Regions from separate parts of the Homo sapiens genome. Here region 2 is linked to region 1. Evidence: read pairs that join two places in POLR2A ChIA-PET (ENCODE). Cell type or tissue: A673. All regions are shown on one strand. Links, peaks and the distances in the headings refer to the core of each region. The heading gives the core; the rest is flanking DNA.

The links. ChIA-PET counts read pairs that join two places held together with the same protein. Peaks named below come from ENCODE experiments on the same cell type or tissue, not always from the same donor. Only the 100,000 strongest peaks of a DNase experiment are listed, where the experiment ranks them.
Region 2: POLR2A ChIA-PET joins it to region 1 with 15 read pairs; 2 of 35 experiments call an interaction of 5 or more read pairs at or near these places.

The regions. Positions count from the first base shown.
Region 1 is chr4:159,452,923-159,468,443 of GRCh38, reverse strand. No RefSeq gene overlaps it. Among named protein-coding and RNA genes, the nearest start is that of LINC02233, 320 kb to the left of the region's middle. In A673, for the core only: no CTCF peak of the experiment used is centred there; no DNase peak of the experiment used is centred there.
Region 2 is chr4:158,762,965-158,778,485 of GRCh38, reverse strand. FNIP2 (folliculin interacting protein 2) reads right to left here and starts at 9,460. Exons shown (of 17, transcript NM_020840.3): 1 at 9,167-9,460. The coding sequence starts at 9,273. RefSeq lists an enhancer at 8,815-9,552 and a silencer at 9,510-9,719. In A673, for the core only: no CTCF peak of the experiment used is centred there; no DNase peak of the experiment used is centred there; H3K4me3 peaks cover 121 bases; H3K27me3 peaks cover 721 bases.

The DNA.
Region 1 (15,521 bases), core at 7,994-10,493:
TCGCCCAGGCTGGAGTGCAGTGGTGTGATCTCGGCTCACTGCAAGCTCCGCCTCCCGGGTTCACGCCATTCTCCTGCCTCAGCCTCCCGAGTAGCTGGAACTACAGGCGCCTGCCACCACGCCCGGCTAATTTTTTGTGTTTTTAGTAGAGACGGGGTTTCACCGTGTTAGCCAGGATGGTCTTGATCTCCTGATCTTGTGATCCACCCGCCTCGGCCTCCCAAAGTGCTGGGATTACAGGCGTGAGCCACTGCACCCGGCCATTCAGCAGGTTTTAAAAGTATGCCCTGACTCCTCAATTACTGTCTTCTCTGATTTCAAATAAGAAGCTAAACAATCATAAAACATATACTCATACCTTTTTTCATGCTCACTGGAAAGATCCATCATATAGAATAAAGCTACGGGTGAGGAATCTGCTACCGCATAACTTTGAGAGAGGCTGAGGAAGAGTAATTCTAAAGCAGTGAAAGTGACTCTGGAAGAAATTAAAAGAAACCTTAAACACTCATGAAGAAGTAAAATCAGTAATAGGATGACATCCCCCAGAAAATTGTCAAGTTCCCCTAGTCTGGGCAGAATCAGCCCAGAGTTCCACGATACAGAATCATGACAAAGGGGTACAAGACTGCAAGACCCACACGGTGTCTCAGAAGACAGCCACAACTGGCAGGGCATGGTGGCTCACGTGTGTAATCCCAGCACTTTGGGAGGCAACGACTGGCAGTTCACCTGAGGTCAGGAGTTTGAGACCAGCCTGGCCAACATGCAGAAACCCTGTCTCTACTAAAAATATAAAAATGAGCCGGGCGTGGTGGTGCATGCCTGTAATCCCAGCTACTCAGGAGGCTGAGGAAGGAGAATCGCTTGAACCTGGGAGATGGAGGTTGCAGTGAGCCGAGATTGCGCCACTGCACTCCCGCCTGGACGACAGAACGAGATTCTGTCTCAAAAAAACAAAACAAAAAAAAGAACACACTCAAGACTGCAGCCTTAACAAATAAGAGGTTTGTCTTTTGTCAGCAGAGAAAAGACATAGCAATTTAGCAAGTGCAGTTCTGGTTTTTCTAAGACTCAGCACTTGCCACAAGCAAGAGTGAGCCTAGGGTAGAAAAGAGAGAGAGCTATTGATTCCTGAGAAGAGTATTCAGTGTGTGTGTTGGGTAGGTATGGAGGTTGGTGAGGGGAGATGAAATTCACATCTGCCCTGGAGGATAAAGTTAGTTTGATACATGTTATATGGTATATTCTCTTAATTAGCCTTCTTAATTAAACTTTATGGCAAAAACACTTGTCTTTTATTTCAGATATCCCCAGGAGTGCTGGAAAAGGGAAATGTACCACCAGGAATTATTCCATAAAAGTAACTACCTGAAGGAACTCATGAAGTAAATGTACTGATTCAGGTGTTACATATACTATTAGTCACGTTTGAAAAATCTTGGTATAAACAAAATATTTTTATCCTCTGTGGTTAGTGTCAGCTCTGAAGAAGTCATTTCAGTGCTGAAGTAACAAATGTAGGTGCTACAACAGTGGAAAGAGTGGCAGACTGAGAATATCAATTCTGGATCTAATTCTACTTCTGCTACAACCTAACTACAGGACAGTGGCCAATCATTACCCATATTCAATTCCTCTATCAGAAAAGGAAATGCATAGATCAGTGGTTCTCAAAGTATGATACCAAAACCAGCAATATCAGCATCACTTGGAAACCTATTAGAAATGCTAATTAGAGGCCAGGCACGGTGGCTCATGTCTGTAATCCCAGCACTCTGAAAGGCCGAGGCGGGTGGATTACTTGAGCTCAGGAGTTTGAGACCAACCTGGCCAACATGGCAAAACCCCATCTCTACTAAAAATACAAAAAATTAGCCAGGGGCACCTGTAGTCCCAGCTACTTGGGAGCCTGAGGCAGGAGAATCACCTGAACCCAGGAGACAGAGGTTGCAGTTAGTTGAGATCATGCCACTGCACTCCAGCCTGGGTGATAGAGTGAGACTATCTCAAGGAAAGGAAAGGGAAAGGGGAGGGAAAAGAAAGAAAGGAAGGAAGGAAAGAAGGAAAGAAAGAAAGCAAGGAAGGAAAAAGGGAAGGGAAGGGAAGGGGAAAGGGAAAGGGAAAAGGAAGGGGGAAAGGAAGGAAGGTGGCCAGGCGCGGTGGCTCACGCCTGTAATCTCAGCACTTTGGGAGGCTGAGGTGGGCAGATCACGAGGTCAGGAGATCGAGACCATCCTGGCTAACACGGTGAAACCCTGTCTCTACTAAAAATACAAAAAATTAGCTGGGCGCAGTGGCAGGCGCCTGTAGTCCCAGCTACTCGGGAGGCTGAGGCAGGAGAATGGTGTGAACCTGGGAGGTGGAGCCTGCAGTGAGCCGAGATCACACCACTGCACTCCAGCCTGGGTGACAGAGCAAGACTCCGTCTCAAAAAAAAGAAAAGGAAGGAAGGGAAGGAGGGAGGGAGGGAGGGAGGGAGGAAGGAAGGAAGGAAGGAAGGAAGGAAGGAAGGAAGGAAGGAAGGAAGGAAGGAAGGAAGGAAGGAAAGAAGGATTAGATAAATTAGAGAGTAAGGCCAGCAAGATGGCAGAATAGGAGGTCACCTGCTTGTATCCCTTCAGGACAAGAATTCTGCATCCATCCATAGACAAAAGTTTCTTTGTGGGAGCCTTGGGGTTCAGATAGGAGGCTGTGGAACCCCACTGAAGCCTAAGACCTGGGAGGGTGTTTTGAGAACGCAAACTCACACTCAGGTGGCAGACCTGCTGGTTATGCTCCCGGGTTCAAGCCCAGAAACCCCTGTTACCCAAAGTGTTTGGCTGTAGCCCCACCTGGCCTTCAGCTTTACCAAAACCATCTGCCAAGGAGTCTGTGAACAATCCCATGTTAGTATCTTGGCAGAGAGGCTCATCTGCTCACTGACATTGATCTTGGCAATGGACCTGAAAGTTGCCCTGTGGTTCAGCTTCTAGCCCTTCTCAGCTGTAGTCCCAGATTAGTACTGCTCACACAAGAACCTAGAGGAAGACTTGCCCATATGTCACAGCCTGGGAGTTACTCACCTGACTGAGACTCCCTGACAGGCTTGCCAGCCTCCATCCCACAGCAGATCCTGAAGGGGACCAGTCTCAGTTTTGCCCCCTCTTGCTGCAGTCAAGGGACTATCCCACCTAGGCAGGGAACTGCTGGTAGATGTGAGCCTGTCTGAGCCACTGAGGAAGGGTCACCATCTTCCATCCCACAGCAGATTCTGAAGGAGCCAAGTCTCAGCTTGAACCCCTCTTGCAGGCTGAAGATTGTCCTACCTGTTCAGGGAACTGCTGGCAGTGCACCTATCTGGGCCTTCGGGACAGTCGGGAGTTTCCAAGCTTGGCCAGCTTTCCCACACAGCCTAGGTACCCTACTTGGGTCTTCCACAAGTCTTCTGGACTGGGTCACCACTCCAACCTTGAAGCCCTTGTGAGACTCACAGCAAACCTGGTCTTCTGGTGCTCACTAAGGCTGAAATAGCTGTAGCAGTAATGAGCTTAGGGAACACAAATCAGCCTGCTTAGAACTTCTGGGCAGGCCTACTGAAGAAGGACAGGCACAAACAAAGCCAGACTGTGAAGACTGGAATAAATACTAATTATTCAATGCATAGACATCAGCACATGTCAACGAGAATCAAAAATAAGCAGGAAAATATGACCTTACCAAAGGGGAAAAATAAGGTAACAATGACTAACCCTAAAGGAATGGAGGTGTGTGATCTGTCAGACAAGAAAATTAAAATAGCTATATTTAAGGAAACTCAATGAACTATAAGGAAACACAGAGAAACAACTTAGAAATTTATCAGAGAAATTTAACAAAGATTGAAGTAATAAAAATCAAAATCAAACAGAAATCTCAGAGTTGAAAAATGCAACAAATGAAATGAAAAATGCAATAGAAAGCATCAGTAGAAGACTTGATCAAGCAGAAGAAAGACTCTATGAACTAGAAGTAAAACTTCTCAAGCTCCATCCAAAACCTACTGAGTCAAAAACTCTAGGGATACAGTCTAGCAACCTGTGTTTTAACAAGCCCTCCAAGTGATTCTGATACATGCTGAAATTTGAGAACCACTGAATGACATTATCTCTAACTCCCCTGACAGCTTTAAAATTCTACAGCATTATAATTATTATCATCATCATCAGTAATAGATATCAAGAGCTTTCTGTATCCCTCTCTGCTGTTCAAGGCACTTTCTATATAATAATCCATTTAGTTGTCACAATACCCTTAGATGTAAACTCTATTGTTATGACATCTTGGTTAACAAGGAAACTGAGACATGAAAGGGTCATGTAGCTGTAGTGGAAATGCACCACCAAATTCTCCTTCAAGAAATGACTTGTTCTTCCAGCTCTTTCCTTGGCTGCAGAGAACCACCTTGCTCAAGGGTATAGCCTTTCCAGGGAAGCCTTTATCAAGTAATAAGGCTTGATGTGAAGCTTTATTACTTGATAAAGTAATGAATCACAAAAGGGTTTAAAGGCCTAAACCATGGGACAGATCTGACAGGTGCATAAGCTCCAGAGTTCTCCATAGGATTGGCCAAGGCTTTGTCAGGCCTACATCACAGTTCAGTTTCACTCTCTTTACAATCTTGCTTCCTTCTCCTTCCTTTTATTTGTATTTATCCCTAACTATCCTGCACCAAACTACTCAGTGTCTGCTTCTGGAAAATCCATTTTACAACAGTAGCTGACTAAAAGTTAGAGGTCAGTAATTGGTAGAGCCAAGGTTCAAACCCTGGCAGATAGACTCTATACCTTAGGCTCTTAACTATTTATTACATTGTTCTAGATCCTATCATTTGTCCCCCACTTGGACTTGGAAATTAATGACACAAGCATTTGAACATGAGATCTTAGAAATAATTTAATTTTACAAATGAGAAAACTAAAGCTAGAAGAGATTTCCCCAGGTCGCCCCTGGTTTGTAAGCAAGCACTGACTTGGTCTGAGACGCTCTGACCCCTAGTGTTCTACTGTGTCAGTACTTCCCACCTTAAGGAAAACAGTCACATAGCAATGAGATAAGGTTTCTGAGGTAAATTATAATTTTACTGGGGAACACTTGACACAAAGCCCAGCTTCAAACAATCTATTTCTAAATCTAGAAAGAGCAATAATTGGTACTATGTTTAGCAGAGAGGCTATGGAGCAGATGAAAAAGGAAAGCAAAAATTTTCATCATAAAAATTAAACAAGCACTTCCCAAAGAACATAAGGGCCTTTCCAAATCCTTGCAACACTTTTATTATGAAAGGTCAGAAATAACAGCTTCACAAAGTTTCCTGAAAGGTGGTAAACCTAGACTCCACCTCCCTGACATGATTAGAAAGACTATGCCCCCACTCCTTCCAGCAAACCTTCAGATTGGCTAAGGACACAGGTTTCTGAGTCCAGAAGGCTATGGTCCAAATCCCAGCTGTGCTCAGACATATTGTATTACCTTAGAAAGTTCATTTCTCTGCTCCACTGTTTTCTCATTTGAGGACTAAGGACATTAATAATACCCATTTATAGGAATCCATAATGATTGAAAGCAATATTGCTCAGAGCCTGACACATGGTAAGTACTGAATAAATGTTAGAAGCTACCCTGGCACATGCTATTGCAATTATTATTATTAATAAGTATGGTCATTTGCTTGAATCACATACCTCAGGTAGTATGGGAAGGAATATAACAAGCATCAGTGACTCTTTAGGCTGACTAAAGTGACTAGGTGACCTTTTGACCAAGAGGACATGATGGTGGTTCATTGTAAGCTATGAAGTTCCAGGGATTGTTTTGATAGGAATCCATCAGAATGACAGAAGGCAGTGGACCAGCTATGGAGAAATCCACCCAGTCAGATAACAGCCTCACAACCAATCTCTTAAGCACCACAAGCCAGTTTTCCAGGAGCACTAGAACTCTACACCTGAGATTCACCATATTATCATAGCAAATCCATAGAAGTGTCACTGCTTGCCAGGAAAAATCACTGTTGAATTCATTTTCCAAGTTCTAACAGAAGATCAAGATCAAGGCTGGGAATTATGAGGCTTCCCATGTGCTCTATTGGAAGAAAACCTTATAAGGCCAAATGAACCACCCTTTGGCCCAACTAATTGCTCTTTTTCCTCCTTTCTACTGTCATAGATAATAGAGTAATTTTTCTATGAAAAAGATGGACATTACCATTATTTCTAGAATTCTAATAATAATAATAGCTATTATTACACAGCACTTACTACACGCCAGGCCAGTCCCAAGCATCTTACAATCCCGTCATTTAATTTAGATAACAATTCCATGAGAAGAGTTTTGTTGTCCTCTTGTACAAAGAAATGGAGTGTCCAACATCGCTCACCTAGCAAATGTGAGGCCAGGACCCAAACCCAGTCTCTCACCATGTACACATGCTCTTATTCTCCTTGCTAGCTTGTCTACCTAATGATGTATCTGACTCCTTCAGTACTTAGGTTAAAGATGAGTAGCTTTGGTTCTCCTTGTTACTCCATGACAGATAGTGCAGGGAAATAGTGTAAACAAGGTTACCCAGTCTATCCTGCTGATTTTGGCTGTTGAGAGATGATTCTCAGTAAGGAGAATGAGGGAAAAGCATGTTCCTGAGGCCCATAGGGGTGTGCATCAGAATCTGCATCTATTCTAGCTCTCATCTTGGGTTGCAACCAAGAAAAATTAATTCTGGGTAGTCGAAGGCAAAAAAAAAAAAAAAAAGGTAGTCAGAAAGATATCTGGCAACTTTCAGAATTAACAAGAAGACTGGCCAGGCATGGTGGCTCATGCCTGTAATCACAGCACTTTGGGAGGCCAAGGCGGGTGAATCACCTGAGGTCAGGAGTTCGAGACCAGCCTGGCCAACATGGTGAAATCCCATCTCTACTAAAAATACAAAAAAATTAGCTGGTCATGGTGGTGGGTGCTTGAAATCCCAGCTACTTGGGAGGCTGAGGCAGGAGAATTGCTTGAACCAGGGAGGCGGAGGTTACAGTGAGCTGAGATAGTGCCACTGCACTCCAGCCTGGATAACAGAGGGAAACTCTGTCTCAAAAAAAATTGGTAATAATAAAATAATAATAACATTAACATTAACAAGAAGACTGAGAACTAGGCTCCAGTTTGGTAGGAACCATGGTGTCCCCAGAATTAAGGAAGCAAGCATAATATAATTTTATCATAGCCTGGGCAGACAGCAGCATTGGGATAAATAAATTCCACCTGGTTTTACACTCTTATCTTCTGTCCAAGATTAAGCTCAGGAGCATCTAATGTGCCCAGCTTGGGTCATATCCCTGCCCCTTTGTTATGGGAGGACAGGCACTTGATTATAAACCCACCTTTTCGAGTCCCATGGGACAAATGTAATTTCCTGGAGTGCTAGTGGAAAGGGAAAGAGATGCTGGAGAATAAAAAAACAAAAAACTCATGTCAATTATTGCCTGAAAATCCTAGCATGGCTTATACACGTAATATGGATGCAATGAGGAAATCAGAAACTATCTAGAAAGGAGAAAGATATCAACAGCCACAAGATTCATTTCATTTCAAAATGGGGCTTAGCCTCATAGAGACTCTCAGTGGAATCCATGACAGAAACAGTAACTCTAAGAAAAACATTCTGGAGATTCTGGTACTGGATAAATATCTAATTGTGATGACTACCACAATTTAGGGACTTGAATGAAGTCACAATTTCCAGAAGACAGAGAGGAGTTATTGATCCCAGTGAAAAACTATGACTCACATGCTTCAGAGAAAAGATGCTATTCTCAGGACTTGGCTCTCAAGAGGAGAGTTATGGACTGGAGGACTGGCTATGGGAGCTAGTGCTATATAAGAATATAGGTTTGGATTTCATCCAAGAGGACTGGAGGCCTCTGAACACTGTTCAGAGGAAACAAAATAAACACAAGATTCTTGAAAAGTAAAGAAAACTAATGTCACCCAGGCAGCCAATTTCCAAAAAGGACTGATCTTGCAGTTAAAGGAAGGAGAAGTGCAATGCCGAACTGAAAGAAAAATGTCAAGAAGAGTCAGGGCAAACACTTTGAATCAAAGTGTCATCTTCAAAGTAGGGCATTTCTGAAAGAATATACTATACTCACAGATCAGTCTTGTAAAAGCCTTGGACAGTATGATTCTTGGGACAAAATGTTAGGTAAGATCCTGACGTTATTTTCAATAACACATGAAGCAAAAAGACCAAAGTATGTATTTAAAGTAAATAGCCACCCCCCAAAAAAGACTCCTTAGGGGGGACAGAGACCAAAAATGTAATGACCAGGATAAGTCTTTTAGTGTATTGATGCTTAATATTAGACGCTCACTGGAATTACTAGAGATTCTAATTAAACTGGCCTGGGGTACAGTCTGGGCACTGGGATTTTTTAAAGCTCCCCAAGTGACTCTAATATTCAGTGAAGATTAAGAATTACTGCTTCAGGATAAAATCGAGTATCATTACACAGCAAAGAGTTGCTTATGGGAGAAAGCTCCTATGTGTTAAATTTGCAAAAACACTTAAGTATTTTATTTTATAAGGTGGGTTACTTGATAGATTTAATAGCACACAAGAGATTTGTTCCAATAGTGATAAGATACAAAAATAAAGGCACATTTCTATTAGGTTGGTGCAAAAGTAATTGCAGCTTTGCCATTAAAAGTAATGGCAATTACTTTTGCACCAACCTAATATTATAAAGTAGGTGAGTGGGGACACGAACTTCACTCACTTCTCTTTCTACCTCCCATTCCAAAGCCAGCCTTGATCAGATTACAACCATTAAAGCTACCATGGGCTAGCCTGAGAATGACACAAATATTTGAGGGTATTCACTCCCTCCTAATAATAAAAACTGATAATTGTGTAGAACTTACACCTCACACAGGATTTCCAAGACATTTTCACATTTGCTATTCATAGGTGAAACTCAGTGAGATTGTTGTAAATAGGCATTACTTTACAGAATTGGAGAGGTTTAGTAACTTGTCCTATGCTTCTGGTGAGGGTCTTGGGAAGCTTCCAATCATAGCGGAGGCAAAATGGGAACAGGCACGTCACATAGCAAGAGCAGGGGCAAGAGAGCAAGGGGGAGGTGCCACCCACTTTCAAAACAACCAAAGCTTGTGTGAACTCAGAGCAAGAACTCACTCATCACCAAGGGGGTGGCACTAAGCCATTCATGAGGGATCCACCCCTGTGATCCATACACCTCCCACCAGCCCCACAGCCAACACTGGGAATCACATTGCAACATGAGACTTGGAGGGGACAAACATCAAAACCATATCACAAGGCTAGAGCAAAGAGTGTAGTAAAGGGAATAAAATAAGAGAAAAGTCATAAAGGCAGATCATAAAAAACTGAGCATGCATGGCTGAAGCCTCCAGTAAGGAAATGACATGGCCACAACTCTGCTTTAAGAAGTTTATAATGACTGGACCTCTTTGGGTATGGAACCCTTTATTTATTAAAAGAAAGAAGTAAGGCAACTGGGAAGTTCATCCAGGCTCCCACTTTGCAATCGTATGATTTAATATGGTTGCCCATGAGGAAACCATTGTATGTTCCTCAGTAGAGAAACAATAGAATGAAAGGGATGGTTTTAAAAGATGGGCCTGTCAGCAAGTATCTATTGCAGGAATTACTGTATTGATAACACTCTCAGCACAATGCCTTCTATCCCAATGTCGTATTTTAGATTCCTAGGAAAGCCTTTGATATACACCAACCATGAAGCATACATCATTGACTGAGGACAGGCAGTATGTTTCTCTTTTAGAAAGCATAATGGGTCAGGCGCAGTGGCTCACACCTGTAATCCCAGCACTTTGGGAGGCCGAGGCGGGCGGATCACAAGGTCAGGAGATCGAGACCAGCCTGACCAACGTGGTGAAACACCATCTCTACTAAAAATACAAAAAATTAGCCGGGTGTAGTGACACACACCTGTAGTCCCAGCTACACAGGAGGCTGAGGCAGGAGAATCGCTTGAACCCAGGAAGCAGAGGTTGCAGTGAGCTGAGATCACGTCATTGCACTCCAGCCTGGGCAACAGAGTGAGACTCTGTCTCAAGAAAAAAAAGAAAAAAAGAAAAAAAAAAGAAGAAATTGATATAATTGCAGAATGGTTTCAGATGAGAATTTTAAATGGGGCACTTGAAGTGGTGAAATATGTAACTAACACACGTATGAACTGTTCGACACTCATGGATGCAGCTACTCTTCATTTATTCAACATATTATTGACCACTGCAATGCTCCAGGTATAGTACTAGGTGAGGAATACAGCAGGAAGCCACGCTGACATGGGCTTTTCCTCTGTGGAGCTTACAATCAATAAACATGCAGATTCAAACAGCCAGTAGCACTATCAGGAAAAATACCGAAGATGCTGAGCCATTCTGGCCTATGGGCCTGATCTAGATTGGGGTGTAAGAAGAATTGATGAGTCTTCTGTGAGAGAGATGTTGAAGGTGAGAGCTGAAGGATGAGAAGTTAGGTAGGTCAGAAATAAGGAAAATACCTGAGGTAAGGGGAGGGATCATTTTGTTTTTCTGTAAGAGTATTGTGAAGACTAAAAGACCACTTTTAGGTGAAGGGTAGCGGCAGATCATGGTTGAATGGGAAAGGTGACACGTTGTCCAGTTGCCCCAATTTCTGCAGAAGGGTCAGTAGAGAGGACAAGGTCTCTGATCCATCAACATCACCAACACACTTGGCTCCAGGTGTTCACATCCCATGCTCATCTCCTAGATCTGATGGTCTTCATTGCCTCTTGTTTTACTTCTTCCCTCCAATATTAACAGGAAACGTACCTGGACCTTGGAATATTGCTTTTGTTTATTTTTTCTCTCTGTTTATTCTTTTTTCCTTTTTTATTTTTATTTTTTATTTTTTTGAGATGGAGTCTCACTCTGTCACCCAGGCTGGAGTACAGTGGCGCCCTCGCTCAATGCAACCTCCACCTCCCGGGTTCAAGCAATTCTCCTGCCTCAGCCTACCAAATAGCTGGGACTACAGGCGTGTGCCACCACACCTGGCTAATATGTATTTTTCAGTAGAGACGGGGTTTCACCATATTGGCCAGGCTGGTCTCGAACTCCTGACCTCATGATCCGCCCGCCTCAGCCCTCCCAAAGTGCTGGGATTACAGGCGTGAGCCACCATGCCCGGCCTGTTTATTTCTTTTCTTAAATGTCATTTTGCAAATGATTAAAAAAGAAAAATTGCCAAAAGAAAAATTACCCAAAATATTTTTACATCAGTTGCTTAAATATGACATAATGTAGACACTGGAAGCCTCCCTCTTTCACAGCCCTCTCTCTGATATTCATTCCTGTTTCCACAAACTTCTTATTCCAGTTAACTCATTGGGCATTTCCTTCTCAATTTTTCCTGTTTTCTCAAACTTGACTTGTTTTTATAAACAACTTTTCACATCACATATCAAATGTCAAAATTCCATATATATATATATATATTCCCAAGATATATATAATATTACTCATTTTCAGGAGAAGAGAAAAAGTCACCGCAATTGAAGGAAAAAAATGTTCTGCTGTCAACCCAGTGCTTTCCTCTCAAGGGCTCTAGAATGAATAAAAACTCTCAACAGATTCTGAAGTGACAGAGGAAGACCCACAGAAGCAAACAGCAAGATAACTGGCAAGCAGCAAGGGAGACCAGCAATCGGACATCTGGAACAGATTGGTTTCTTCTGGGATAAACTTTGCTTAGTATACATTTTTAAATATTTATAGCATAAATCATATTCAGAATATTAGAGCTTCAGTTTTAAAATGTAACGAGCTATATTGTGGTACTTGGGAAAAGAAAGATAAATTAAAAATATCTTAGTGAAATAAATAGCTGTGTATTTGCTTTGCTTCATTAAAAAAAAGCTAACTCACCTGGAAAACAGTTAAGGCAAGTGCAATAAATAATATATAATAATGTATAAGCACTGGAAATAGAAATGATGATCAACATAGTTGATAGGAACTTCGCTCAGAGAAGCAAGAAATAGGAAACTAAAAAATAATTTCACCATGTAAAAGAACAATATGCAAATATTGATGGACATTTATTGTCTACAATGACAGGAAAAATGAGGCCAAAGAACAGGCTTAAATATCATTAGAAAAAAATTAGGTTAAGGACTCAAGCAAAGTAAATTGATTATTGTCAAATTCATTTTAATACAAATAAGCATATAAATGCACAATGTCTTATATCCTTTCTCAAATATTTCTCCAAAGTACCCTCCTCTTAAATATCCATTTTCCAAAATGAAACTAAACTCCACTGCAGCCCACGCCCCCACCCAGAGTCTCCCTGGTTATTACAGTAACCAAGCAAAGCCAGTTTTAAATTGTTTCGTTCATAAGGGAGATGGAACCCCTTCAATGGTTTTTATAATATATTTAGCACTTTACTTTGAAAACTGGTCTTTGAATGAAAAGTCTAGATGACAAACAACACAGGGACAAAGGTAAAGTCTTTCTGTTCATCACTTCAATTAAAAACAAGGACATGTTAAAACAAGGAAGGAAGTAATCTGTGGTTGCAGGAGCTACCAGTAGAGGGAGAGTGTGAGCCATAGGAATGAGAAAAGCTGGGGGGCGGGGGGAGGGGGGGAGACATAATTACTAAAGGAGCAATTGGAAAGAGAAATAATGTTTACCTTATTTATATATGTTTGAGATACAAATATTTTATTTTTAAATCAACATGTAATAGATACAAATAAAGTAGAAAGAATGAAAGGAAACACCGATATATCCTCACCTAGCTTAAGAAGTAAGACATGACCAACAGCACAGCATAAACCTCCTGGGTGTCCTTTCCAACACATCAGCCTTCCTCCACCTCACAGATAAACACCAACATCAGTATTTCTCATCTCCATGCCTTTTTAATACTTTTTATTATAAAGGTATAAATGCCTTTAAAATGTTATTGTTTTGCATGAGTGGTGGTGTTGCCACTGCTGCTGTTGAGACGGGGTCTCACTCTGTCACCCAGGCTGGAGTGCAGTGGAGCAATCTCGGCTCACTGCAACCTCTGCCTCCCAGGTTCAAGCGATTCTCCTGCCTCAGCCTCCCAAATAGCTGGGATTACAGGCGCCCACCACACTGGCTTATTTTATTTTATTTTATTTTATTTTATTTACCAGAGACGGGCTTTCGCCACGTTGGCCAAGCTGGCCTCAAACTCCTGACCTCAAGTGATCCGCCCGCCTCGGCCTCCCAGAGTGCTGAGATTACAGGTGTAAGCTACCGTGCCCGGCCTGTTTTGCTTGTTTTGTTTTTGTTGTTGTTGTTGTTTTGAGACAGTTTCACTTTGTCGCCCAGGCTGGAGTGCAGTGGAGCAATCTCAGCTCACTGCAAGCTCCGCCTCCCAGGTTCACGCCATTCTCCTGCCTCAGCCTCCCGAGTAGCTGGACTACAGGCGCCCACCACCATGCCCGGCTAATTTTTTGTATTTTTAGTAGAGACGGGGTTTCACCGTGTTAGCCAGGATGGTCTCGATCTCCTGACCTTGTGATCCGCCCGACTCGGCCTTCCAAAGTGCTGGGATTACAGGCGTGAGCAACTATGCCCGGCTCTGTTTTGCAAGTTTTTAAACTTCATATGGTATCATACTGAACGTATTCCTCTGTACCTTGTTGTGTCTTTTTTGTGAAATTTATTCATATTGATACAGGTAGTTTTAGTTAATTCTTTTTCGATGAATTTATAGCATTCCTTTAATTCCATACTGTATGGACTAAAATTATACTACACCTGTAATTATTTGTATCCAGAATAAAGTGCTTCTAAATTTTTCAATAAGAAAAAGATTTTTTTTGACCCCAATAGAAAGATGGCAGCAAGTACACTTGAAATGATATTTAGGATATTACCATTTTATTCCTAGTGCAAATAATGCCACAAAAAACAATCCTAAACATCCCATTAGATGTTTAGAGAAACATGTAAGGGTTTCGCTAGGATATATACTTAGGAGTGATCGATGATGCTAATGTGAACTCCCACAGCAGAATAGAAGAGATACTGTTCCACAAGCTCACAATACTTGATATTCTCAGATTTTTTTTTCTTTTAAGATGGGGTCTCACTACATTGCCCAGGCTAGTCTCCAACTCCTGTGCTCAAGCCATCCTCCTGCCTCAGCACCCCCAAAAAGATGGGATTACAGACTCATGCCACTGAACCTGGCTCTCAGATGTTTTTAATTTTTGCCAGTATAATGGGTGTGAAATGGTTTTTCATTTTGGCTTTCATTCTCATTTTCATCACTACTAGTAAAGTTAAGAATAATGCCATATCAGGCCTGGTGCAGTGGCTCATGCCTGTAATCCCAGCACTTTGGGAGGCTGAGGCAGGCAGATCACAAGGTCAGGAGTTCAAGACCAGCCTGGCCAACATGGCGAAAACCCATCTCTACTAAAAATACAAAAATTAGCCAGGGGTGGTGGTGGACACCTGTAATCCCAGCTACTCAGGAGACTGAGGCAGGAGAATCACTTGAACCTAGGAGACAGAGGCTGCAGTGAGTGGAGATCATGCCATTTCACTCCAGCCTGGCGACAGAGAGACACTCCATCTCAAAAAAAAAAAAAAAAGAATAATGCCATATCATGCAAATTATTTTATAACAAACCAGCACATGTACTCTTGAAACTATAAGTTTTTAAAAAAGAATAATGGTTTATGTTTATTAGCTATTCATGATTTCCCTTCAGCTCCTGACACTTGCTGTCAATTCTGAGTGCAGATAGTTATAGAGACCCTGGAAGGTTGAAGAAGAGGCAGGAAGGGGTGGAGGGCAGGGATTTCAAAGAGTGGGGAGATATATGAGAGACCTATACATCCCTGTGATGGAACATCAAATAAACTGGCACCTCAATTCCCAGATTTAGACTGTTTCATCTCAGAGTTCTTTGCCCCCATTCCAGTACAGTAATGGCTACAACCTAGACCTTACTCACCAGGAACAGCTCATTCTTCAGAAATAATACAAGTGGAATTTCTCACCCTCCAAACAGCCTTCAGTCCTTCCAACTTATGTCCACATACTAATTCCCCTTGTCAGTACCTTCTATACAGCAATTCTACCACTTTCTGTCAGCAACTTCGTCTTTAGTTTTTACCTTACCATTATAGATTTTATGATCCATCACTTAAACAACCCAAATAGCCATTCTCCTTCCTTCACTCCAACCTACCAAAATCCAAATTCTCTGCCTTTTCCAAGCTATCCTCAAGTAAGATCATTCACATAGGAACATTGGTACCACCGCCGGACGCAGTGGCTCACACCTGTAATCCCAGCACTTTGGGAGGCCGAGGTGAGCAGATCACCTGAGGTCAGGAGTTCGACACCAGCCTGACCAACATGGAGAAACTCCATCTCTACTAAAAATACAAAATTAGCCGGGTGTGGTGGTGCATGCCTATAATCC
Region 2 (15,521 bases), core at 6,131-8,630, 690 kb after region 1:
ATGAAGTGACAGTGGAGATTCCATTGTGCTACTCAGAATGGTGTGCAATTCAAAACTTAGGAATTGTTTATTTCTGGAATCTTCTTTCTTCTTTTTTAAATGGTACTGCTCCTTGCAGAGCAGAGCTAACTCACAGGCAGTGCACCCAGAGTTGCTCCATTTCTTGAATTTTTGATTTAATATTGTCAGACTGAGGTTGACAGCAGAAAGTGAAACCTCAGATAAGGGAAGACTATTGTAGTGTGCTTGGCTGCATATGCAAATTACCCAAGGAGAGTTTCATGAAGACAAACATAAAGCCCCAGCCCAGATCTATTAAATCAAGATCTCTGAGAAGCAGTCTGGACATTTAAAGCTCTCTAGGTGACTTTAGTGTCTGACCAGACTTGAGAACTACTGGGTTAAGTGTTATACATGAATTTATTCAAAGGAATACAAAGCAACTTTTAGCAAAATGATGAACAGTGTAGGCAGCAACTACCACTCTGTCTGAGGGAAAGAATTTTTTTTCCTGTATTTGCATAGAGTATTTCCAAAAGGATACGAAAGAAACTGGTACAGCAATGGTAGCCTTTGGGAAGGGGGATTGGGGTGTGAAAAGGCTTACATTTCAACATATTTTATATGAACTTTTAACCAGATATGTTTGAAAAAATCTTAAAATAAAATCATAATTTCATGTATAAGCAATTTCTCAGGTACACATGGCACTAAGCAATATATGGCAACCCCACTGCAGGGCCAGTTACCAGCGTCCACATGGTCTTCCGTGGAGCCTGTGCACTCAGCACCAAGTGGCTACCAGGGGTCCATCTCTGCCCTCTGGGTAGGGCAGGGCCAGTAGTTCCGGCCGCCCCCTTCTGCCCTAGCAACTAACTTACTCAATGTACCATTCTAAAGCAAACAGTCATTGCCTGATATGCTTGGAGAAAATGTTTACTCATGGCTCACCTCCTCACACAGGGTAGGCCACCATTAATGATATGTTAGTCTGGCACATTCTTTTTAAAGAACATGTCAGATTCGCAAATCCATTTCTAAATTAGTTTCTCAAATGGAAAAATCATACATGGAAAGCAGAGATGATTCCATCTTTTTTCTAAAGTGCTTACTTCATTTAACATGCAAATATAGTCTTCGCAGGGTTCAGAATATCAATATTGTTTTCACAATTAAGTGTACTATTATCTTAAATTTGAGAGAACCAATTTGCTCATTTCATTCCATAATGTATTTCAGTTTTACCAAGCCATACAAGAATTCAAATGAATCTGAAAAGTATATAGAGAAGAGTTCTACATCATCAACCCACAGCTAACAATTTCATAGCTTCATAAATATTTAAATCATTTTTCAGTAGGTCATTTCTGACAGCTGTGGGATTTCATAACTGGATCTCTGATATATTACTTAGGCAAGTGTCTTCTTAAAGGTTTTTTTAGGGAGGTGGGGGTGCAGGTCAATCAACTGTTAGAGCACTTTTACCCTATCATTTTGATACCAGGAAAATAATTCACTAATATTGACAAAAAGGAGGAAATTTCTTTGAGTTGTCTGTAACAAGATTCATTTTCTAAAATGTCACAACGCATGCTAGAAACATCAAGAAATATTTCAAGAGATCAGATTCTGGAATACTAGAGACTCTTTAAGGATCATCAGTGTTCAAAACTCTTGAATTCATTCATTCATTCAACAGGTATTTATTAAACGCCAACTTCCTGCCAAGCACTGCATTAAAAGCAGAGACACAATGGCAAGGCTAGGATTTAGACGAACTCTCACAGCCATGCTGTAACTATCACATGTACGTTTTCTTGTTTCATTTACAGTTATTTCAAATGTATGCTTTAAAAGACTTTGTGGCATTGAATTTAAAAGGTATTTTTGTAACTATCTTTAAATCATATTTTATAAAAGAACTTGAGTAAATGAGGATAGCTAATGAAGAAATGAATGATAACATACTTTTCCCCCCATAACCCCAAAGGTTTTGACTATAAGACAAAAAATGTCCAATTTTCCAGGCATATCAGAGAGAGAGTTGGCAGTCTGAAGTATTTATAAGGTGTTAAAGCCAGAATCAATTGAACTGGTGAATTTGCTGCTGCTTCCTAACACATCCTAAATCAACACCTGTTTCATCTCTTGAGGAATGTGCAGGTTAACGTCTAACTTGTCTTCAACTTGTGAAGAAAGAGTTGCTATGACAACATGCAACTATCCTTACTGGGAATCAGGCTGAGGTCCCCACCAGATATGTAGGTTCTTAATTAGCCCCCCTCAGCTTTTGGGATGAATTCCTACTGCCTCAGTGTTCATTCTCACTTAGACACCCTGCATGAATTGGTTGTCATTTTCAATTAGACATCAGCACATAACCAAACACCAATCATTTATTTAAAGATATATATCAAATACAGAAATCTCTTATTTATGATTAAAAAGTCTTAGGTGTGGTAATAAAATCATCTTCATAAACCAATATATAAATCTCTTATAGCACTATGATGGACACAAATTCTAAAGTATAATCTACAAATTAAACAAGTTTACAGGGACAAATAACTAGAAAAATAATTCCTAGAAATGAAGGCACACAGTTCAGGAGACAGAAATATGATAATCGGGGATCCAAACTCATGCTAATACTAAAATCTTATATAACAGAAAGAGTACTCTGCTATACAACATTTATCCACAACATTATAGTATTAATGGCTACATTTTATTGCACTTAATATATTGTATTATTCTGGCACAAACAGAAAGTGCAATAAGGAAAAAAAAATATGTAGCATGATGCATGAGAAGGCACATTGTCCTTTTCAGAAGTCCATTATAAAGGCAGCTGGACAGATTCTGGCTGAACACAAGTGGGGTGCCAGCCCATCTCCTTCCATCCCCATCCCACCCTCCCATTCAAGCACTGGTTACAAAAGTGTCTGTGTGGCCATGAGTAGTGAGTCATGGATGTTCCATTTACAGATGGGGTGGGGTTGAGGGAAATCACTGTTACATGCCCAGTTAGCTGGAAAAGTCCATCCTGTTTTTCCTTTTTTTACATAATAATCATTTTTCATAAATCTGAGATAAAGAATGCTTGGTAAGTAGGAACTCACCAAATATTTCAGCACTCTTACATCCAAAGGAAAGACTTACTTTTACAGCCAAGTATATGATCTCATAGTCCAGGCCTAACAATTCACACTAAGCAAGGGGCTTGTACAATCAGTACAAAACATTTGTTCCTTTTCACCCACACCAAGAAAAACAGTGGCTGGAGAAATAAAGCACATTACCAGTTCCCAAATCAGATTCACACACCAGGAGTTCATGCTGGCAGCCAAAGTATTTCATGACGGCAAGGACAATCTTTTACAGCTTCCTTTTCCAAGGAAACACAACGGCAAAGTAGCTTCCTTAGGCTGACCTTACAGGCAAACCACGAGAAACACAACCTAAAGCAACAACAAAAACCAATGCTCTTTTTGGAGCTATATACTCCATGCATTAAAAGACCACATGCCTCCGTCCATCTCTTAGTACCACCTACTAAATCAAATAATAATGCATAATACAACAAATTCAAATTTCAGGACTTAAAATTATAACTACATGTTTTAGCTTTTAAAACATCTAATCCAGGCCTCTTATCCACATTCCCTCAAAATCCAAAGGGCTGTGTCAGTCTTTTCTAAACATATTTCAAATAAAGCTTGAGCTGCATGCAGCTCCTAACTGTACTCTGAGCCCCCAGGAAGACTACACTGGGCTCTGAAGCTCAGGTGAAGTAGCGACCCTGTCAAACTAGTAAACATTTTGCACATACATATCTCCTATCATTATTGACACTGCCAATTAACTTAGCCTCTGAGGTTTATAATGAGTTTAGATTTTAAATACATTAAACCTCATAACAAACATATTACTTTTAATAATAGGAGCTAACAGTTATTTTGATGAAGAAGAAAGATTCTATGAAATTTATTCAAATCAGATTTCTCCATAAACATTATCCTTACTCTATTCCCTCACAGTGTAGAATATGCTAAATGCTATTTAAGTTATCTTAAATAGTTAAATAATCTAATAGTTAAATAATCTAGAATATTTAGGTTTAAAATAATCCAAATCACAAAAGTAACACAAATTCATTAGAGCAAAATCCAAAAATACCAACAAGAATAAAACACAAAAAATTAAAATAAAATTTTCACCTACCTCTTGGCAACCACTGTTATAATATGTTGGTGTAGAGTGTTGCTGGCCTATTCTGCACATGCATAATCGCTCCTATTTTTAAATGTTTTTCACATAAATTTATAACTTGCTTTTACTTTTTAAAATTTATATAAATTTATGGGGTATAAGTGTAATTTTGTTACATGCATAGATTGCACAGTGGTGAAGTCAGGCTATTAGAGTTGCTTTTACTTCTTCTATTGAGAACATTTTTCTTTTGTTTTGTGTGTCTGTGTATAAAATTATGATTTGGATGCTATAGAATGTCATCCATTGTGTGACTATATCATTTTGCTTAACCAATTTCCTTTTTTGGCTAAATGCAATTTTATTCTTAATAATAAAAACTTGCAAATAACTTTGAAAAAACAAACACACCATATTTCTAAGAATCTTTCTGACACCCCGTCACCTCTACCAGGTTTGAGTGAGTGTCCGCTGAACATCTTTAAGACCCCTCTGAAAACTTAAGGTCTCTGTTTCATGAATGACTACATCAAGGTTAAAAAACTAATATGCAAGTGAAAACAGTTCAATTCAGCACTGTCTCAACTCTCATCTACAGAAAGAAAACAGCCTCTGAAAAATGGTTCCATTTTCGTAAAGCCTCAACAGGAATAATACTGAACTCCATGACCTAAAAAAAGATGCTTAGTAATACTTAAAATCAGTTTGTATTGCATGTTATTCTTTTCAAAAGATTTTCAAGCTCATTACTTCCTTACCACAACTTTGTTACATAGGTCTGATGCTGTCACTTTACAAATGACAAAGCTGAGGATCAGAGAAATGGAGTCTTGTTGGGTCTCCCATCAACATGGTACATGAGGCAGGGCTAAATCAATGGCTTCCTCAATCTGTGTTCCAAGTGCTCTTAATAGAACTCACTGCATTCAAAGGAAGGGTTCCCTTCTTCACCTCTGAAAAAATCACTAACCAGTGCATAGTATCTTTCAGGACAAGGAGATATGATGTAAGGAGTGTGCCAATAGATCCAAGGCAGCAAGCAAGAAAAATCTACAGAAAGACTTTCTTTTAGAAAGTAGTCAAAAGAAATCAAAACTGCTATTTATATGTCATGTTTTATATTATTGGCATTAAAAATGTTGAGTGTACTAGAACAAAACTGTTTTTTTCCAAAATATTATCCACCCTACCTCAGAACAAATCTCATTAGAAATACTTGCATCTGGAGACTTATTAGTGGGAGCGGAGGAAGCACTTCTGTGTAATTTCCCTCCATGTGAGGGAAGAGTAAATCACAATCCGGCCCTTAGTCACTCCAAGCACAAGAACAGCAAGTAAGTTCTTAATTCTGTGCTTATATAAAAATCTACTCTTTATCAGTGTTTATCTGTTTGTTATAGTTTCCAATGTGTTGTCTGCTCTTTATTCATCTTAGTGTATAATCTGTTGTCCTTTAGATTGTAAACTCCAGTAGGTGAGACCGTGGGTGTCCTGCCTGGATTTATACAGGTAGAGCGCCAAGCCACAAGCACAGAGGCATCAGATGCTATGTGATAAGTGGATTAAATTATACTTATACTAACTCTATAACAGATTAAATTTGTTCTAACAAAACAGTGGGGATCAGCACTTACTAGGCCATTTGGCCTTAGGTATACTCTTCTCTGGCATTCACACAGCTAGCTAACAAGCAGCTGCAATGCCTTCACTTGTTCTTCATATCCCAGATAATATATATGCTTCCCTACTTCATTTAACTGCTCCAAAATAAAAGAACATCTGGTAGCCCAAGGTCTTTTCACCTCCCTGCTAAATACACATTTTAGGGGTTTGAAACTGCTCCATTAATTTACAAAAGACATGGAGAAAAAAACAACAACAACAAGAACAACCTTAAGATAATGCTTCAAACGTGAACCACACATGTAAGTCACTGGACATAGCGTGGCTTGAAAACATCCTGGCCTTAAATCCAAGGTAACCAAGAACATAATTCTATTTCTGACTTGAGTCACTGTACACATCATTTTTTTTGTCCTAATTTATTTTTCTGGTACGAAGCATTATTCAAATGTAAATGCCATAATCATATAGCATTCCTGACTACTTCTCCCAAACATGTAAGTTTGGTCAATCGTGATTCCTTTTGTTTTCCTAGCAACCTGTTTCCTCAAAGCTATGAAAAGGGCTTTCTGTCAAGATCCTAAAGGAAATACTCCAGAAGAAATCTTGACTATGATGATCCTGTTTTTAGATGAAATGCCAGGAAACATGAAGTCCTGAAAATGACCTGTGAGATAAACTAGTTATATTGGACAACAGATTTCCTCTCTAATCAAGTGTGTAAAAACTGGAGGAATGAGAACAGTCATAAGCCCAGCGAAGGGACTAGGAAGTGCACAAGAGTAAAAAGACTAACAACAAGGGCAAAACAATTCTGAGAAGAGAAGTTTAAAATAACCAGTGAAAGTCCATCATGGAAACAGAAGATATACAAACTCTAAAACAAACAAACAAAAAGTTGGATCTTAGATTCTCCCCCATATACACTACAAAACTGCCCCAAAAGTCTACCTGAATCCTCAGTGAATTTTCAATCTCCAGATAAACAAGTTACATCCTGTACTTAAATGCACTAAAGAATACAAATTCATGTTAGGAATACTCGATTTTTAATCTAAGGGTTTTAGCTTCACTTCTAAAACTCTATTTAACTACAAGGTAGTTCCCAAGGGCAGCTAATGCCCTGCAATAAGGCACCTTGTTCCCCTCAAAGTACATACCAACTCCTATTTGGCAAAATCTGGGTAAAATGAAACACAGGTTCACAATTTTTTAGGTAGAGAGAAAAATTTTCCTGGAAGCTTTTCCCAGGCCAGCTACACAGCATCTTAGAATTAAGCCAGGTGAAAAGAGCAAAAGGAAAGACTTGCTTGGGGTCTCCTTTGTCAGTCTGGTGAGCACAGGATGGTTTGTTCCCATCGTCCAGCATCCTTGCTCACATCTGCTACTTTACTTTCTTTTCCATGGTGACCTCTATCAGGGACACTATTGAAGGGGGCCCTCATCAAGTAGGATGTTCAACTGGGATCCCCAAATTCTCCAAAAACATCGATCTCAAATTCTTGTAGAAAATCCCAATGAGGTCAAAAAAAAGACCGTACTTGGCACGATTTTCTGTTCTTCATTATACACAAATGAGAAGTCAGAACACTACTGAAAATGTTCCCATGAAGTGGGAATCAATTTCCCTAATATGGCCCAAAACCCTAAATATAGCCATATTTTTTTTGTTCAAATACACTCAGTTAAACTTGTGGATAGCGGAAATGGTGGTAGGCAATTAGGCAAGGAGCACAGAAAACAATGACAAGTAACCGCCACTATCTCCTCCTGCATTCAAATGGCTTTAAATGTCCTTGGCAAGAGCTGTCAAAGTACAGACACCTGTAACATGCTCCTTCCGCTCCAGGCTTTGTACCCCTGATGGAGTCTGGGTTACAGGGAGGGAAGGGACGAAATTACACACCTTAGGTCCGAAGTAATTCTACCATTCTGAGAAGGTACATGGCATCACTAATACTCAGCCTAACAAAAGGCATAGAATTCCCACTCAAATTATAAGGCTTGTTAGCCTAAAGAAAACATGAGAATTTAACTTGGGGAGTTTAAGGTCCTCACAATATGCCTTCCATGAGCGCGCGTGCACACACACACACACGTTTAATTTTCACATGACCACAGTGAGAGACTGTTTTAAATGATGGAATTCAAGAAAAGCAAAATCTAGAACATAAAACTTAATCCAGAATTTATTTCAAAGTTTCACTTGAAACTTTTAAAGGTTTATTATACTGGGTCTAGATCTGTTTAACAGTGAACTGTTTTTGCAAGACATTTTGGCCAAAAAGCACCTAGCATAGTGTCAGAATTGGGAGTTGGTGCTCAATTTTAAAATGTGTTGAAAAATTGTTAAATAAACTTCTCAACATACCTGTGCTCAAAGGCAATATAGGACATTTTAAGGCGTCTTTTAAAAGTTAGCCCTTGAAATCAGAATAGCATAGGGATTTTAAAGACTGGAATCTGTGGTCAAACTGCTTGGGTCAAAACACAGGCTCTACCACTGACAGCTGGATTTTGGGCAAGCCGCCTAAGTTATCTGTGACTTTAAGTTTCCTCACCTGTAAAATGGGAATTATAATAGCACCCACCTCACCGCATTGTCAGAAAAGTAAACGACAGAAATCAACATAAAGCATTTTAGGTAGTAAGCTCTCCATAAATGCTATCAATATTCAAAGGTATGTGTTCGAGAGATCAAATCTATTAAATATACATATCAGCTTTGATCAATTGAAATCTCGGAAATTTCATAATTGCATCTTACTCCCCCTTTCCACACATCATGCGGCATCAACCTTCCACATGATGTGGAAATTACATACTTTCATTCATCCGTTTGAGAGCTTGTCATATATGGCAAGAAAGAAGAAAGATGCCTTTTTCGTGACTGTTGCTCCTTCAGAACTTCAAAACACTGTCACGTACACAATAGGTTGGAGCTGCCCTCAAAATGACAGCTCACAGCTTTGCTGGGCCCGCAGAGGTGCCCAGGCGGCTCTGCCCGGAAGGGGTTCACCCCAATAACCGGAGAATCTCCGGTCGCCACAGCCAAGCACAGCGCACGCCCGGGAACCCCAAGGAACACAAGAGAACTCTGAAATGGGGAAGGACCCTGAGTTGTGGAGAAAGAGCGGGAGGAAGGGTCACGGAGGGTCCGGAGCCACACTCGGATCAGGCGCGTCCACGCTGACAAGCCCGGGACCAGGTGCCGGCGATAGGCAGCGCCGTCCTGGACAGTCCCTTCCCTTTCCCCTACCCGTCCCCTCCCCGGCGAGCACCGAAGCCAACTCGGGTCCCGCGCCAGAATTGCCCCCCGGCGCCCCCTCACCTAAAGGCGGGTCCTTCCTTAGGAGCCCTGCCCTGGGCAGACGCCGCCGCGGAGCTGCCGCTGCTGCCCCTTTTGTTGAAGAGCTTCTGGAGCAGGGTCGGGGCCATGATGCCGCCGCCGCAGCTCCGGCCGTGGCGCTCGGGGGGCCGGCGGCTCAGCGCGCAGCCGGGGGCGGCGGCCGCGGTGGCGGGGCCATCGCGGCGGCGCGGCCGCCCAGCCTTGCGGGAGCGCGGGGCCGCTGCGACTGAGTAACTCTGCTCGGCGCCGGAGCCGCCGGCTGCCGGTCATATGACTGAGCCGGCCCGCCACCGCCTCGCGCGCTGACAGTTATCTCCTGCGGGAGGAGCCCGCAGCCCCACGGCGGCGGCGGCGGCGCGGGAGGAGCGCGGCGGCCCCGGCGGCGGCCATTGGCCCGGCGGCCGCCCGCCCCGGGCTCACGTAACCCCGGCGGGAGGCGGGAGGTGGGAGGTGCGGCCAGGAGCGGGCGGGCGGCCCAGTACTCCGGGCACGCGGGGGACGCGGACGGGGGCAGGCGCGGCACTTAAAGGGGCCCGAGGGGCGAGGGCGGCCGCCGGGGCGCAGCTCCGCGAGTGGCGTGGGGTTCCCACGGAGCCTGGGTTCTTTCGCACAGCGAGCATGCAGCTAGGCCGATCTTTGTTCTTTAGAGACAAAGCCCCTGAACTTGGGTCCTCGCTTTGTTCAGGTACAAGAGCCCGTTCACAGAAGGCGTATGCTAGGGGGGAAGGCTTGGTACGCGCGGTGGCCGCTTCGGTGGGCTGTGATTTGAATCACATAGCACCCAAGGTTTTGTCAGGTTTCCTCCATGTCCAAATTCGATTCCTCCAGGCTTTCACAAAATTTAAACTGTTTATCCAAATCATTTGTTCTGTTTGGCGTCTTGGGCCACCATACCATGGTTATATAAGAAGTTGCATTTGAAATATTAAGTCCCCCCTTTAAAACATACACACACACACACACACACACACACACACACACACACAGAACTCACTACATAGATTTAGAAACTTAAGATATTTTATAGCAAGGGATTGTTTTTCCTAATACATATTTAACAGTCAATCAAGGCATATCAGCAGCAGATATTTGGTTTGAGGAAGGGAGGAGTTCATGTGTTTGAGTCCGCTTTCCTGCCCTGTCCCACCCCAGTCCCCTTTGGAATTTAATCCTTGGTGGTGCAGGGCTCTAAACAGCCAGTGTAGGACACGTTACCAGACTCAAAGCAACTTCTTAATCTATGTTTTAGAGCGTTGGGCTTCACGAATTTTTCCGATGATGGGAAATAGAGATAAAGTTAGTAAGACCCCAACCATGCCTCTTCTAGCTTCTCCATGAGTAGTGAACAGTGACTCACCTGGGCTCTCTTACACTTGTTGAGAGGAGGACTCTTGGAGACTCAAAAAGGAAAATATATTTCCAAAAACATAAGTAATCAAAAGAACCTATTCTGGGCCTATTTTACTTTGCATTTTCTTTTTTTAATTGTGTTAGTTTCTGGACTTGGTTGGGAACTAGCTGTGAATAATGTGCTGAAATTTCACAAAGGTAAGAGAAAGGTGGTAGAAATGGAAACTTAGTCATTTGTTTCCTTCGGACTTTTACTGTTAAAATGGTGGATTAAGTGTTTATCCTGATGAGCAATCATCCTTTTGCACAATTGAGTGTACACAGAACCCTAATTTGCAACTTTGCTATTTCTGTTTGCTGAAGGCCTTTACCTCATAGGGCTGCCAGTGTTGGTCAGGATGCTATATAGAAGGTATTGGCTTTATACGTTGTGACTTTCAGATACAGTCCCAGGTCATACTGTGGCCAGCAACTCACCACCTTTCCTTACTCCATCCTTGGTCAGAAAATGTCCTTTATTCTCCAGACTAAAATCTGCATGTTCCTCATGAGCCTAGCAGCTTTTGTAACTGCATATAGAAGAGGAATTTGACATATTGTGCCTCATTCCTCACTTCCTAGGACTCTTTCAGTTCCAACCCAGTCCAAATAGACAAGATCATCCAAAAGAGGCAATTAAAAAATCATAACCTGCTCTAGCCATCATCTTCAATTTTGGTTTTGACTAGGCAACTATAAAGGAAGAGTGTGTATTTTAAACTATTAAAGCCAGGACTTCAGTTAAAGGAGACAAAAGGAACCAAAATGCTTCCCTTCTCCCCTCTTTCTCCCTGTGCTTCCTCTCAGCATCACATTCTTCCTCATCCTGGTTCTGGCCACACCTCCTCCTTTGGATTTTTAAAGTATACAAAAATCCTAGCCAAAAAAGTTCTGGGAGACAGCTCTAGCCAGCTCTCCCAGTCTTCTTGTTTTTTATTTTTATTTTATTTTATTGGCTACTCAAGGCCGCTACAAAAATCCAATCTTTTGCCCATCATCCATTGGTCATTGCCTGGTCCCTGAGGCTTGTCATAATCTCAGTCTCCAACACTGGTCACGTGGCCCATCGCCCAGTTCCATACATCTCCTTTATTCACCTCTTCCCACTCACCCTATCTTGGAAAATATACCAGCTGGCTGTTCTTGTACGCAGCTGTCAAGAGGAGCAGGGAATAAGACAATATCCTGAATGCTTGGAGATGACAGAACAACACTAAAATGGGAAAGGGGAAGTTGTAAAGGGCTGACTTACTTAGTCCGGTCCATTCTGAGTCCTGGTGACAGTTCTCAATTAGTGGATATTATGTAAGTTGTTTTAGTTCTGCTTCTGCAATTAGACTGTCATTGATACCGTTTGTAGCCTATGTAATACCTGTTACCCTTATTCCTAACAGGAGGCAAGAGAGAAAGGAGCTGGAGGAAAAGGAGTAATTCTGGAAAAAGTTTCCTCACTCTTAATAGAAAGAGAGAGAGAGAGAGATAGGTGGGTTTTTTTCTTCCTTTGGATGTTATATGTCTAGGTCTAATGCCATCTTGCTACAAGCCTAAAGATGAAACCAGGACTGGAGATGGCAAAGAGACATAGAAGCGAGCTGGGTCCTTGATGGCATTATTGAGCCACAATCCCTCTGCCCTAACCTGACACTCTCCATTAGGTGAGATAATATTTCTATTTTCTTATAGACCAGTCTATAAGAGGCTGAGGCAGGTTCGTGTTTTCTGTCCTCTTTATTGCTTGTTATGTGAGACACATAATGCCAATCTGTTTATCTCTCAATATGCCAGAGAAAATACTTGTCACCAATGGTCCTGTTCTGTTTTTTCATACTGTTAAGTGATTTTGCAAATTATTTACAGAGCTAAGACTAAAGGAATAGTGAAAAATAATTCTTTAAAAAATTTTTAATTTCAGTACAGCAAACCCGTTTTTTATTCTATATTTTCCTGCATTTGAAGGATTATTTACCCTAAATGGACAGTGTTCTTTGAACGTAACTGACTACTTATCAATTAGCATATATGAACCAGGAACACAATCATCTTATAAATATTGATTCCAGGCTTCAAATACATTTTTTTTTTTTTGAGACAGAGTCTCACTCTGTCACCCAGGCTGGAGTACAGTGGCGCAGTCTTGCCTCACTGTAACCTCCGCCTCCTGGGTGCAAGCAATTCTCATGCCTAACCATCCAGAGTAGCTGGGACTACAGATACCCACCACCACGCCCGGCTAATTTTTTGTATTTTTAGTAGAGACAGAGTTTCACCATGTTGGCCAGGCTGGTCTTGAACTCCTGACCTCAAGTGATCCACCTGCCTCAGCTTCCCAAAGTGCTGAGATTACAGGTGTGAGCCACCACACCCAGAATCAAATACATCTCTAACGATTCTAACTTATCATTACCTTTGTGCTGCTTGCACTTGAATAAACAAAAAGCAGTGCTTTTGAAAACTTTGATGGCTCATCATTTTGTTGAAGAGACAGTAGTTATTTTCTTTGTTTCTTAGTTGCAAAATATTTTCATTTTTAGATTTATAAACACCAAGTAGAATTAGCAATCCAATGAATTTTTTCATCTCTTCCTTATAGATTTCCTTCCCTTCACCTTTGTATATATACATCTGCCTTTATCATTTGTTATCTTATAAACTATATGAAGTATATTGGATGCACAACACCATGAAAGATGACAAGATATCACACTTTTTTAGGATGGCTCAGGTTCTTGTTGCAAAGTATTGAATAAGGAAGTAATTCCTATTAAATGTCAAACTGGATGAGAATACCCTATTTCCTTTTTATCCTTAGGTATATGTTGTTGAATTGTCAGTTCTTGAGTTTGAGAAAATGTATCTAGGATATCATTATCTAAAGACTCATAATCTGAGATTTCACTTACATGTTTCAGGCCAGCCACGATGGCTCACACCGATAAATCCCAGCACTTTGGGAGGCCTAGGTGAGAGGATTGCTTGAGCCCAGGAGTTTAAGACCAGTCTGGGCAACAGCATGAGACCCTCTCTCCACAAAAAGTAAAAAAAAAAATAGCTGGGCATGGTGGTATATACCCGTAGTCCTACCTACTTAAGAGGCTGAGGCAGGAGAATCACTTGAACCCAGGAGTTCGAGGAAGCAGTGAGCTATGATCACACCACTGTACTCCAGTCTGGGCAACAGAGCAAGATCCTGTCTCTAAAATAAAATTAAATAAATAAAATTTCACCATCATCTTTAAAGTATAGAGTCCTCTGTCTTTTTGCATTAGACATCTGCTTTTTCTAATTATTAGAAATATTTTCATCAATTTTCTTCTCTTTGCCGTTATGGGAAAAAATGAAAAATTCTGAATATTTATCAACGAAAGCTTTAAAAAAAACAACAAATACTATTAAAATAATATCTCCAGATTTTTTTTCTACCCTCTTAAAAGATGATACAGTGTTTTGGGCATTACAATAAGATAAAGGAAGAATCATCTAATAGCGATGATTTATTTCACTTTTGTCCCCAGTGCTTCTGTTATAGCACCCACCTTAACTATTTTTGTCTTGTCTTGTACAGTTGGGAATTGCTGAAAAATGTTGAAATAATCCCTAGGATAGTGATATAGCAAAATTTCTGGAGCTAGAGGAAATCAGAATCACCAAGATCCTGTTAAGTTATGAAAGGGTCCAGTGGACCCTATGTGGGACTTGCAAGATAGAGTTTTATTATATTTTTTAAAGGGAAATTTACATTTTTGGAAAAAGTGAGAGTCTAAGAAAGAATAAAAATAATGAAATAACCATCCTTATAAGCAGTTAGAACCAGCCAGGCACAGTGGTTCACACCTGTAATCCCAGCACTCTGGGAGGCCGAGGTGGGAGGATTCCTTGAGCCCAGGAGTTAAAGACCAGCCTGGGCAGCATAGTGAGACTGTGTCTCTACAGAAAGTTAAAAAGAAATTAGGCGTGGTGGCATGCGCCTTTAGTCCCAGCTACTAGGGGAGCTAAAGTGGGAGAATCACTTGAGCCTGGGAAGTTGAGGCTTCAGTGAGCCTTGATCGCGCCACTGCACTCCAGTCTGGGTCACAGAGTGAGACCCTGTTTAAAAACAAACAACAGCAACAACAACAAATAAAAAGCAGAAGCTCTCAGGGAAGAAAACCTCAAAATCTAACATTGAATCTAATGAATCCTATAAATTGATTCTTCCGGTATTTGCAGAGCTCCATCCACCTGACAATCTTACAGTGGCAATCAGTGACCTCCATGGTGCTGAAATCAAGCGACATTTTTCTCTTCTCTGCAATCAATTCAACTGACCATTTCTCCTTTTGGAAACTTTCATCTTTCAGTATTGCAGACCTCTTCTAGTTTTAACTAAACTTGTTGGCTACTCAGTCTCCACTAGTGGGTCTTCCTTTCCCATCCTTTATTTATTTAGAGACAGGATATCACTTTGTTGCCCAGGCTGGAGTGCAGTGGCACAAACACAGCTCACTGCAGCCTTGACCTACTAAGTTCAAGCATTCCTCCTGCCTCAGCCTCCTGAGTAGCTGGGACCACCGGCACTCACCACACCCAGCTAATTTTTTAATGTTTTTTTTTAGAGATGATATCTCACTATTAGCCCAGGCTGGTCTAGAACTGCTAGGCTCAAGCAATCCTCCTGCCTCGGCCTCCCAAAGTGCTGGGATATTGCAGGCATGAGCCACTGTACCCAGCCTCTCTTATCCTTTAAAGTATGAAATTCCTCGGGCTTCTCTTGTCTCACTTCTATTCTTCTCATTTGTATTCTTAAGCTCCCTAGATAAACTCATCCATCCCTGTGACTTTAAATGCCGTCTATCTGTCGATGACACCTAATTTTTACCTTTGGTCCTGACCTCTCTTCAGAATTTTACAACCAGCTACCTACTTAATATCTCCACTGGGATATCTTAAAAGCATCACACACTGAACTCTT